2 separate regions of the Homo sapiens genome follow, and region 2 is linked to region 1. A link is a contact called in ENCODE Hi-C data. All regions are on one chromosome and are shown on one strand. Each heading gives the region's core, a stretch centred on a gene start or an enhancer-like site at or near the end of the contact. The rest is flanking DNA. Distances are from core to core; before and after follow the strand shown.

Region 1 (5,853 bases), core at 2,048-4,547:
GGATTTGTTTCCCTCAAATGTTAGGAAAAGGCATTAACACAGTGAGAGTCTAGAATGATAATCTACATTTGAAATGAATCCCTGTGTTTGTTGATAGAAAAAAATGACACATTCCTATCCCATACAGTAGATCCACAACTTAAGGTATTGAAGGAATGGCAGGGTAATGTTAGCAACATTATGATGAAATTCATTCAACAGATAATTATTGAGAGGCTACTATGTCCCCAGCACTTGTGGTTTTCACTGAACAAGAAAGGCAATCCTTGTTTTCATGGAGCTGACACTCTACGTAATATGGTAGTCACCCACTCTTGTCTCCCTGCTGTCCCCCTCAGCTTCCGGTGAGTTTTCCTTGGCTCTAGGGGGTGCTGACTTGCCTTGGGGTGGAAGACAAGAACAGCCAGTGTACCCTGGTCACCCCGAAAGCATCTCATAGACAGAACTCCGTTACAACCTCATACAACCTGATGGGTTGTTTTTCTGTCTTTTTTGTTTTCTCGTTGTTTATGGTAGGGTTTTGTTGTCTGTTTGTTTTATTTTGGTGGGTCTTTGCTCATTCCTGGCATCTTTCCAGGCCTTTTGGAGCCATACCAACTGAGTAAGAGAGTAGTATCTCGCAAACCAACCCCCAACCCATTGTTGTCGTCTGTCTTAAATCCTGCTTCATTCCGTACGTCTCCTGTGTCTTCTGCCAGGGCTTCCCTAGGTACAACTTCAAATTGAACATATCGTGGCTGCTCAAAATGAGAAAGAAACATTCAACAATATACAAGCTGCAATGTTGTCATACAAATGACCAAGAAAACATTTAATTTGGAGGAAAAAAGAGCTTAAGAATGGGTGTGTGTGTGTGTGTGTGAGAGAGAGAGAGAGAGAGAGAGAAGGTACTACAATACATCACAGCATGTGATCCTTATCTTGGCTCCGGAGTGGAGGAGAGAGAAGGACTATGAAGACCCTTAGAGCAAAAAAGTTTTGCCCACCATGCTGCTTGAGGCACACAGAAGAACCAAGCTAACTTCTAATTAAGTAAGGTCTCCAAAGTTACTAATGGATTCAGTTCAATGGCTCCATTTGAACCCACAAACTTACAATGTATTTCTTTCCTCATAAACTCTGTCACTATCATCATTCTGTACCTACCTTCTGGTCTCCTAAGCTGCCTCCTGATATTCATAATTCCCTCCTCATGGTCACCTTGAAGACATAATGGCCAAGCCTCCTCTGCTTTTGGTGTGCCTTGGAGATAGCTGGAGTCCCCTTGCCTACAAAGTTGCTGGGGGCAAGACTTGCAGTGACCACTGTGTGTCCCCCCATCCTTGAACCCATCCCTTGGGCTCCTCCTGAGATCGTGCTCAAGCTGATGGGGAGCTCTGAGAAGAAACCATCCCACCAGAGTGGCCTCACATGTGCACACATCCTGGATGTTTCTGTATGTCAGTTTCCTTCTCCTTCCTCCAGAGCTCTTTGGATGTTGGAGTGAGGACTAACAATGAAAGACTGTCTTGCCCCACCCAGTCCTATTTTCAATTCATTTCCTGAGCTTACATGCCATTTCCACCAACCAGCCACTCAGCATCCACAAATGGCTACCTCTGTGTCCTACTCTGGGTTGGGCCTTGTCTGTCCTGTTTTCTGTAGAATCTCCAGCACTAGAAGAACACCGAGCACAAGGCAAGACACTCAATAAAGAAAACAGGTAGGTACCTCTATGGAGCACTGACTGTGTATAAACTGTTCATTTCTTATTTAACTGATCCTCATAACAAACCCCAGTCTACGTCTGAGAAACAAACTTGAGTCTTACAGAGCCTAATAACGTGCTAAAATGTCACACAGCTGTATGTAACAAGAACAGAATTTAACCCCAGAGACCCTAACTTCAAAGCTTTTATCCACTATGCTGTGCTACTTCCTCTCGGAGGAAGGGTTGCTATTTGAGACTTTCTTGCCTCCTTGTTTGGGGAGCAAAGCTAATAAGTCAGTTCAGTCATTAGAGAAACCTCCAGCAATATAGGAGTTAAGAGCTGAATCTAGCCGGGCGTGGTGGCTTACGCCTATAATCCCAGCACTTTGGGAGGCCGAGGCAGGCGGATCACGAGTTCAGGAGATCGAGACCATCCTGGCTAACACAGTGAAAACCTGTCTCTACTAAAAAATACAAAAAAGAAAAATCAGCCAGGTGTGGTGGCAGGCACCTGTAGTCCCAGCTATTTGGGAGGCTGAGGCAGGAGAATGGTGTGAACCCAGGAGGTGGAGCTTGCAGTGAGCTGAGATTGCGCCACTGCACTCCAGCCTGGGGACTCAAAAAAAAAACCACAACTGAATCTAGAATTATGTCTTATTTCTCCCATCCTTCTCCTTTGGACTAAAGATTAGGTATTTCTTCCCAACTCTCCTCTAGATCAGTTGAGAACAACCAAGACCACCACCGCCAAAGCAAATGCCAATTTTCAGCTGGGGTCTCTTAGCTCAAGACAGAATAGAAAGCTCTGCAGCAGGCTGAGTGCCCCAGGAACCATCAGTAGGAACAGTGCCACTACTGAATACCCCAAGTGCTTGTCAATGGCTTCCTAACAAATGGCTTCATTTAGACTCTCCTACAGGTCAGCCGCTGCATGTCCACCCGAGACTGCTAAAGGTCACACTCCTGCACTCTCTTTCCTTTTCTGGAAAATGACCTTGAAACCGTAATGAGCCTGGAGGAAGCCAACCAGACAGGAAATAAACCCGCTTGGGTGCGTGTGCTTGTGGAAGAGTTTTGGAAGACCTTCCATCCCCTGGGAAAACACTTGTTTGATACAGTCATGGCCAGCTATTATTCGTGATCTCATTGGTGGGAAGGCTGGTGGGGATTGATTTCAAAATGAACTTTAAGCTAAGAGGGCAGCTAGGAGGTGGCTCTGAGAGGCTCTGTTGACAGGGGCCAGTGGTGATGTCAGAGGAGCTCGGGTCAGGAATTCTGGGGCAAGGGCAGAGTTGATGAACCTTATTTTTAGATGGTGTTGATATTTTTAGTGAAAGTCCAACAGCCTCTCCATTTTTGGTTGGGGGGATAGAGGGAGAAGGGATGACTTCCTGGAGTTAGTCATTTCCTCTGCTGGTGAAGAGATTTGGCGGTGCTCCTATGTCATAGGAAGTGCCTGGAGATGGTAAACACTGCTGACATAATGGGAACTTACACCATGGGTGTGTCAGAGCACACATATTCCTTCCTGGACCCTGGGCCAGGTGAGTGGGGGATGCTTCCTGTTTTTGGCTCTAGGAGGATTTTCAACTTCTGGGAGCTGCTCTGGAGAATAAATCACAAGAACTGCTGGGCTAAGCAGCTGAGGCCACAGACATCAGAAAGTGATTCGGTGGCAAGAATTGTGGAATGTGCCCTGGCAGTTCCCAGAACTGCCGAGTCATCTTATCCTCTCTGAGGTGTATATGGGGCCAAGTGGGTTTGGTTCCAATACCATAAAGCGATCCTCATCTGAAATTTGCTCGCTTGCCAGAGATGCCCTTAGTGCCTGGATCTCATCCATGACTAAATTCATTCAGCAGAGCCTCCTGATTGCGCCTCTGAAATCTCCTATGAGTCTGGTTCCTGCACTGTACCTCTCCAGATGTCCGTCACCTCTTGTATGGATTAGTAGATCACCCGCTCTCCCTGACAATGATCTCTTCCATGTGGGCCCTCCTCCACACTGCTGGTAGTAGGCGCGGTCTTGGAAAACACATAGCAACCTTGTCACCGTTCCCCTTCTCCCTTGTCCATAGTAGATATTGCTAATCGCTCACGGCACTTTAACTACTAAGCCCAGACATAGGTGACCACCCAGTCTTTCTTAACATTATCCTTCAGCTCTCATGACTAATCACTTGGAAATGGCATTTGACATAAAGTCAATTTGCTATCTTGGTGCTCGTGTTATCTTCCTAAAAACGAAATCCAATTGTGGCTTTTCTCTGATGTGAGACTTCCTGTCTTCCTAGTGCCTTCAAAATGAATGCCAACTGCTTGGCAGGTGCCTAGGAACTAAAGCATCTCACCTCTCCTTCCTGTGCGGCCTCATCTTCTCACCTCTCCTTTCCCAACTTCCACTTTTTCCCTATGCATGCCTTGGGGAATGTCACACTCTTTCCCAGATACACTTTGCTTTTCTGTGACTCCTGGGTTTGTATGGGGTGTTCTTGCTTTCTGGATTTTCCTCTTTCCTTTTTCCTAGCCATAAACTCTCATTTTTTCAAACTCTCCATATTTCTCTTCTGCTGTATTTCCAAGATCTCACTAGGCAAAGTCAGGCACCTTTTCTGTGTTCTCTTGGGCTTCTGTTTTTGCCTCTGTTAAAGCATTGTTATTGTAATATGTTCTCATGCTGTATATATGTTACAATATATTGTGGTTATTACATGAATTATATGCATTATAATTATGGTCATGCATTTGCTTACTTATTCAACACATTTATTGACTGCCTTCTATGTGTTGTGTTACTAATAGGTAAATTAATACGTGGAATAAATGTTTAATGAACATGTTTTTGACTAAACAAATAAATGATATTTCCTTGCTCATCGAAGATGCCATTAGCCCTTGTATTTCTAAAGTAGCTTCTTCAAAACCACAGGAGTCTGTGAGTGAAAGTCTTTCCTCAATTATTATAAAAACCTGTGAAAATAAACAGGTTTAAAACTTATTTTTACCAACATCAACCAAGATAAATAATTTTACATGAGTGCATATATGATTACATGACTTTTAGTCATATCTTTTCCCCTTTTTTGGCTTGCCTTTCCCTTCCCTCTCCATCCTATACACCTGCACCCATAGGGTGACCAACAATCACTGTTTACTTGAGACTGTCTCAATTTTAGCCGTAAAACCGCTACATCCTAGAAAACCTTTCAGTTCCAGGCAAACCAGGATGGTTGCTCACCCACCCCTCCACACCTCTATGTTTCTTTTTCAAGTAATCAATTTTTAAAAATCTACTGTATGATCTTCCATATCATTCTCTGTATTAATATAACACAGATTTGTAATTACCAGTGTTTTATAAAAGTAATCAATTATATTACATTACATTACATTACATCATTACATGACATTACATACACTTTTCCGCAACCTGACTTGTTCACTAACAAAACCTTGTGACCATCCCTCCAGGTTAACTGGCATAACTACTTCATTCTTTTTAATGGTTGCATAATTCTCCGTGGTGTAAATATTCCATAATATTTTGGCTGTTCACTTATTAATGAATTTTTGTTTCCAGTTTTTTTTTGCCTCATCGAACAATGATGACACACACACACACACACACACGCATACTTAAATAGCTTCATGTGTTGGTTCTTTCATTTCTATGAGCTAAATTTTCAAGAGTGGAATTGCTGAATTGAATAGTAAATGTTGTTTCAATTTTTATAATTATTGCTCAATTGCTTTTCTAAACAGCTGTAAGACACCATATTTCTGCCATTATATGTGTGAGTACCCTTTCTATCACATCCCCACCAGCTCACCGTCACTGGATGTGATAATTCTTACTAATTTGTCTATCTGATGGCTATAAAATGGCATCTCATTGTTACTTTAATTTGCATTTCCCTGACTATAAATGAATTTGAGCATTTAAAAGAAGGTGCTTGGCCATTTAGATTTACTTTTCAGTGATTTGTCCATTTGTGTCTTTTACCTGCTTTTCTACTGGATTGACTTACTCTTGACAATTTTAAAAGCTTTTTTGTATGTTACAGGTGCCAGTTGTTTTAAATCTGATATAAACCTTTTTCTCTAGCTCTGATATTTGACTGTGATTTTATTTATTGGATCTTTTGCCATAGGAATACTCTTAA
Region 2 (5,853 bases), core at 2,510-5,009, 1.4 Mb before region 1:
TAGCAAACCCTTCCTGATCCCCTACAAGCAACTCTTGGTTGACTTGCAGCTGGGGGCTAGAAGTTTCTCAGAACATTCACTAGCTAAAAAGACTCAACTCCAAAGGCAGGTGGAGTGTGCTGGTTTAGAATCTGGCCCTGTTCCAGCCTTGGAGAGCTGTATGCTAATGAGGCTGTGGTTTGCCAACTAGAGAAAAGGAAGACGATAAATCAATAGGGGTTAAATCCATACCCAAAGCACCTTCCCAGACAACATCAGCAATCCAATGAATGCCAGATGGATGGATGAATAGATAGGTGGATGGATAAATGGACGGATGGCATAGGGGAATATATTTGGACCAATGTTCAGACTCCCTGGAAAATGTTGATGACCTACTGGTACTTCCCTGGAGAGTTATTTTCAGAAAGTGCTAGAGATTTTGCTAGCTCATGTGGCACCTCTATGGGAAATTAGAAAAAGGTGCCCACTTTAGGCAGATGTCACCTGCACCAGATGCCCGAATTGCTGAGTTGTGCAATTTTAGCTTCACTTGCCCCTTCAGCCATCTGGGGGTGATCGAGCCATTGCTTGACAAAAAAGGAGCCTGGGCTAGGTGGGTGAAAGTGTAGGTGAGAATTCAACCTTGCCTGGAGTTGGTTGATCTGTTGACCTGAATTTTCCCTTTGATTGATCTAATTTCTACCGCTTACTCACATGTCTTTTTTCACCTGGAAAACACTTTCAATTCCTGAACTATTTTTCATTAATTCCCACCCCAGATTCTCTACAAAGTTTTCCCATTGTGTGAGATAATCAGAAACAGATACTTAAATAGTCAATAACTGAACTCCAAGTGCATTTGCAAGGTTGCACAGGCTCCCATCTGTAAAAATTCTGAGCCCCCTGGAGAAAAGCAATGCAAACACAAAGAATTTGAATTTTGAGAAACAATAAAGTTTGAGAAACCAGGCATGGGAGAAAATAAGAAAAACAGTTACACATGAGGTAGTGTTCCGGTCATTCCTATCTGCAAATAGGGTCACTATGCAATTGGGAAACGTGTCTGTAACAACGGCCACCCTGAGTGGACATTTCCTGTGTATTAACCATTGGTCTACGGGCTTCACATGAATCAATTTTGTTTATTCCTCATGACCCTCCAAAGGGAGACCTGAGTACTTGAGAGGACAAGTGATTTTCTCCTGGTTTCACTTGGAGGATAATTGTGGAGAAGGGCAGAGAAGCATTCAGTGAAACCCAAGAGATGGCCCAGGGTCCCCTGAGGAACTGTACACTGCTAGCAAGTGTCAGAGTCACGGCTAGAACCAGGTGGACAAAATCCCAGCCTGTGCTCTAACCCAGGGGTCAGCTCACTGTGGCCTATTGGCCAAATCCAGCCCACTGCCTGTTTGTGTAAATCAATTTTTGTTGGAACACAGACACCCTCATTTGTTTACATATTGCTTATGGATGCTTTTATGCCACAATGGCAGAGCTGAATACTTGCAACAGAGACTGTATGTCCTGTAAAACCCAAGATATTTACTATCTGGCCTTTACAGAACAAGTTTGCAGATTCCTTGCTCTAACCAAGTAGGGAGGGAAGAGGAAACAGTCCTCTTCCTTTCTGCCTCCTATTTCTGTCTGAACCTGTCTGAGGATTGGCGTGTCTCAGTCAAGTCAGTTTCTCACTGAATCTCTGAAATGAGAAAGCATATACTATAGCTGCTTTATGAAATATCATCTGGACCTGGGGGAGTCACCCAGGTTTCCAGAAGAAGTGTTTTGAAAGACACCAAGGGTAAGCCTTCTCTCTTTCTCTTTCAAAAAAGGCTCATTGCATGTCAGAATTGTTTTAGGACTGGCCTGTCTGCACAGTCCTTTCTGTACAGGTTAAAAATGAAGTGCTGGTGGAGGAACATTTCACATAAAGGTTTATTTAATTTGTGAGATTAAACAAACGAAAAAGGTTGGCTCCTCTAGAGAAGTTTACAGAAGATAGTAGAAGAATGTGGTCACGCCCTCTGATGTGTTTGGAAAAAAGACGCACAAGCACAAAGGCATCCCTGAGAAACGACTCTTTCCATCTGCCTTATGAGCATGGTGTGGCGGGAGGCGCCGGGATGTTTTCAGTAAGTTGGCAGAAACCATGTGGATTGCTCCCACATCTAGAGGCATTTTTAAATGCCTCCGAATTCAGATCTCTGACTGGCTGAAGTCTCGGACGCTTCACACTCTTTGGTGGCACTTATGCTACTTTCTGTAAACTGAGTCTTGTCCCTGTGTTCTTGGAGAGAAAAGTTGGTGAAAAACATTTTCTTCCACCCATAGATAAGCTGGCCTCGGCAGTTGTTTACATGAGTGGTAAACTGATGGAGAGGGGACGTGTCAGGCCTCTGTAGCAGGAGAGGTGGCATGCTCCAGCGAACCTCACAAAGAACACCTCTGTGTCCCCTGGGGAAGGATGGCCGCCAAGCAGTTACCCGCTTCACACATCTGATCTCCATGCTTTCTTGCTCAGCAACACCTAGCCTTAATCTGGCAGCTGGAGACATAAGGGGGTGGGGGCAAGGAGGAGGATTCACACACTACAGCTGCCTATCTGGAACCCCGGCAGGGGTTAGGAACACTTCTCTGCCTTTCATCAGACGGTTATGTGCAAAAGCACCATTTAACCCTCTCTGCATCTCAGAAGTGCTTCTAGGAGAAGGAGGCGTGGGAGGAAGGGAGTCCAGGGAGAAAGGGAATGTGAGGCCAGGCCCTGGGATGGGGGACCTTACCCTGGTGGACAAAGCCTTGGGAGGCAGGCAATAGAGGGTGAGGGTGGGAATGGGAAAGGAGAGAAGGGGGTGCAAAATGCAGAGATTGGCCAGTTGGCACCAAAGAAACAGAACTTAAAGCCTAAGGAATAGAGTCAAATGCCAGCCAGCATTACCCCCAAAATGGGCCTCTCTTAATACTGCTCCCCTCTATGCCCAAGAGACAGCTGTGGATGTGCACTTTCTCCTGGTTTTGTCTGGATGAGAACTGTGGAGAACTGCAGAAAGGCACCTAGGGAGACCCGAGAAATGGGGCCCCTGGACCTTAGGAATGGTCTGAGTCATAAACCCCACATTCCCAGCTGAAACGGGAGACATTGATGTTCCTTTTAGCATCCACTAGCGTAGGACAGTCATTCTGAATCCTTCCCTCTGACAACCACCTTCCACAGGTGCACCCAGCTGGGATTTCCGTGAGTCTCTAACAGGTAGGGCACCAGATCGTCTCTCTGCCCGTGCTCTGCTCAGAAACCACAGCCTCTAACACGAACAAAAACTCTTGCCTCCAAGGTGAGCTGCTAAAAATAACCACCTGGTCAACAAACCCCAGAACTCTGATTATGGGCTTCATATATTTTTACTGGCTTCTTTATTGTTCTTGTTTCCTTTATTGAAAAAAGAAAGTATTGGGTAAGAGGAAATAATCCATCACCTTAATTACACCACTTTTCGGTTCTTTTTCCCCCCTTTATACACACGGTTTTTCATTTGTTAAAGCTCAAATCCTAGAAAAAGATACATGACGGCACCATGTTTATAGCCACTGCTTTAAAAAAGAAAAGAAAAGAATGCACACCCAGGCTACATTGTTTAAAATGTGACTCATAACAACCACAAAAAAGGGTCTTTTTAAAAAATCACATGACAACACAGTTTATTCATTCTTTCTTCTCTTTCTCCCTTCTCAACACAGATCTCTTTTTCTTCCAGGCTTTTCTTCATTACTGACTCACATCCTGGCACACAATGTGTCTGTGTGTGTGTGTGTGTGTGTGTGTGTGTGTGTGTATGTATGTATATACACACACACAGCAGAAAACACAGGATGATTTAAATTTAAAATAATATTGCATGGCAAGAAATCAGTAAGAGGCGGAAAATGAAAGATACTTCCAAATATAAAAGATTGCGACCATCTAATAACTCCAGGTCCAAAGGCCACTTTTATTGTATTTCACTAAAGATTTACCTGTACAGTGATTGCTCCCAAAGAATGAGATTACCTTTGTTGCATGATTAATTTATAAGGGAAAAGAAAAACACTCTAATTTGAAAAATGTATAACAATGTAAATGCCTATGGTTGGCAGTGTTTCAACATCAACTTTCCATACCTTGCCTGCCCCCTGATTTCTCTGTTTCCATTTTTTGAGTGAAAAGGCTGATTTTATGCCCGGATCAAGAGAGGACTCCTGCTGTCCTGACCATAAGAGGAATAGTATATGAGTCACTAGGTTAGATGGAACACACAGTCCTCTCCTCTCTCAAACAGAAAAGTTTGCTCAAGGCAGAGTTGCATGCTGTGGTCAAACAGGTCTCAGCCAGAAAGAAGAGACCCATGGCACTAGGTTCATCTGGTTACCAACTCAGATCTCCATGTAAAACGTGCCAAGGTGAATGAAATTCTCCATTCCCAATTCAGATTCTGCTCTTTACTGTGTCCATTGGCCAAGTCTCTGCTCCCCAAGCCTTGGTTTCTTCTTCCCAAAGATGCTTGCCATCCTCCAGGACGAAAGCCATGGCCTAATCCATGCAACTTGTGCACTGCCTTTGCTTAGCCTCAAAGCGGCCCACCAGGAGCACCCTGGAAATTCTTACCTTCAAGTTACTAAGCCCTGTGTTTATTTTGGCTAAATGAGCACTGCTGCTCAGATGAGATTTTATGTATATATTTTTTACAAGAGAGCATGACTGGCCTGTGAAGCCTCATGGTAAGCACAGTTTCAAGGAGAGTGTACGTGCCCTGGTCTGCTTATTCTCTTACGGAAGTGAAGCACTTAGCACTTAGCCACTGTACTTGTCAGTCATGGCCCGACACGGTGTGCACACAGAACAGTGTCTGCAGCAGCTGCTGGCACGTCTTTACCCAGCCTTTCTGGGAGCTGTGAGTCTCCACAACCCAAAGAGAGTCAGGCGAAACAACATCCACAGCTTTCACTTCACCAACATAAGCATTACCTTGGGTCCTGAAGGTTAGAACTCGAATTCGACTGTAATCCAAAGTCGTTCAGTTTGGCTCTCAGCTTTCCTCCAATACTTTGGATTTACATTAACATAAACCTCACCCCCAGAGAGCACCAGTGTATGCACATGAATACTCTTAATACTTTTAGAACTGTGGTACAGGGAGTGGGCATGGGGTTCAGGGACACGAGGAAGGGTAAGAAAGGCAATATATTCTATGTCGGTCTGTCATTCCCCTGTCGTCTGCAGCTTTGTTCCTCACTGGCTGTCTTAGAGCTGATGAGTGGCAAATTGGGTGAGATGATTTGGAGTCAGGGAGCATATCTAGGTGGCAAACCAGGAATTCATCTCTTTCTAGCCCAGAGCTGGACAGATTAATGAGAGTGAAGATAACGAGTCTAGACGGCAGATATAAAAATGGCTGCCCTTATCTCTGCAATGCTGCCACTTGTAGGGGTAAGCCCAGCCAGTACAAAGAGGGCACAGCAATCCTCACAATTGCTGGCATCAAACAGGTCATGAAGAACCCCCATCATTTGGTGAGGGTGTTTTTGTGTGTGCTTTTACACTCAGGCCAACTGCAGTGACGCATTTAGAGTGGCTCCTAAATGTTTGGCATTAGAAACCGGTGTGGGAACTTCAGCAGTGTCCGCTAATAGGTTTGCAAAGAGGGCAAAATGTAAAATCTGCTGCATTGTAACAGCACAAACAACATTGCCATCACCCAAGGCTGGAGGCCTTTTTTTTTTTTTATAACCTGGATGAGGCAAGCATCCCCAATTCTTCTCACTTTGCTCTGCTCTCTCTGCTTTCTCGGGGGAGAACACGTCCTTTCTGATTTTCAGTCCTGCATTTAAAGTGCTCTAGCT

What was found. Hi-C counts contacts between places; a loop is a spot of excess contacts on that map. Pooled maps may share reads with other maps.
Region 2: a map of CD4-positive, alpha-beta memory T cell shows a loop between it and region 1 (14-fold over the local background). The contact joins two enhancer-like sites. A Hi-C loop is called at or near these places in 8 of 168 maps with a recorded cell type or tissue (A673, CD4-positive, alpha-beta memory T cell, HCT116 and 2 more), 2 of 37 single-sample maps with no recorded cell type and 22 of 50 pooled maps.

The regions. Positions count from the first base shown.
Region 1 is chr2:204,319,520-204,325,372 of GRCh38, reverse strand. No RefSeq gene overlaps it. Among named protein-coding and RNA genes, the nearest start is that of PARD3B, 220 kb to the left of the region's middle. RefSeq lists an enhancer at 2,537-3,736. Within about 2 kb of position 3,297, at least 5 of the 41 ENCODE cell types and tissues checked have a DNase peak (open chromatin) inside an H3K27ac peak, as active enhancers do.
Region 2 is chr2:205,767,462-205,773,314 of GRCh38, reverse strand. The region is part of intron 15 of NRP2 (neuropilin 2); the gene reads right to left. Among named protein-coding and RNA genes, the nearest start is that of NRP2, 88 kb to the right of the region's middle. Within about 2 kb of position 3,759, at least 8 of the 41 ENCODE cell types and tissues checked have a DNase peak (open chromatin) inside an H3K27ac peak, as active enhancers do.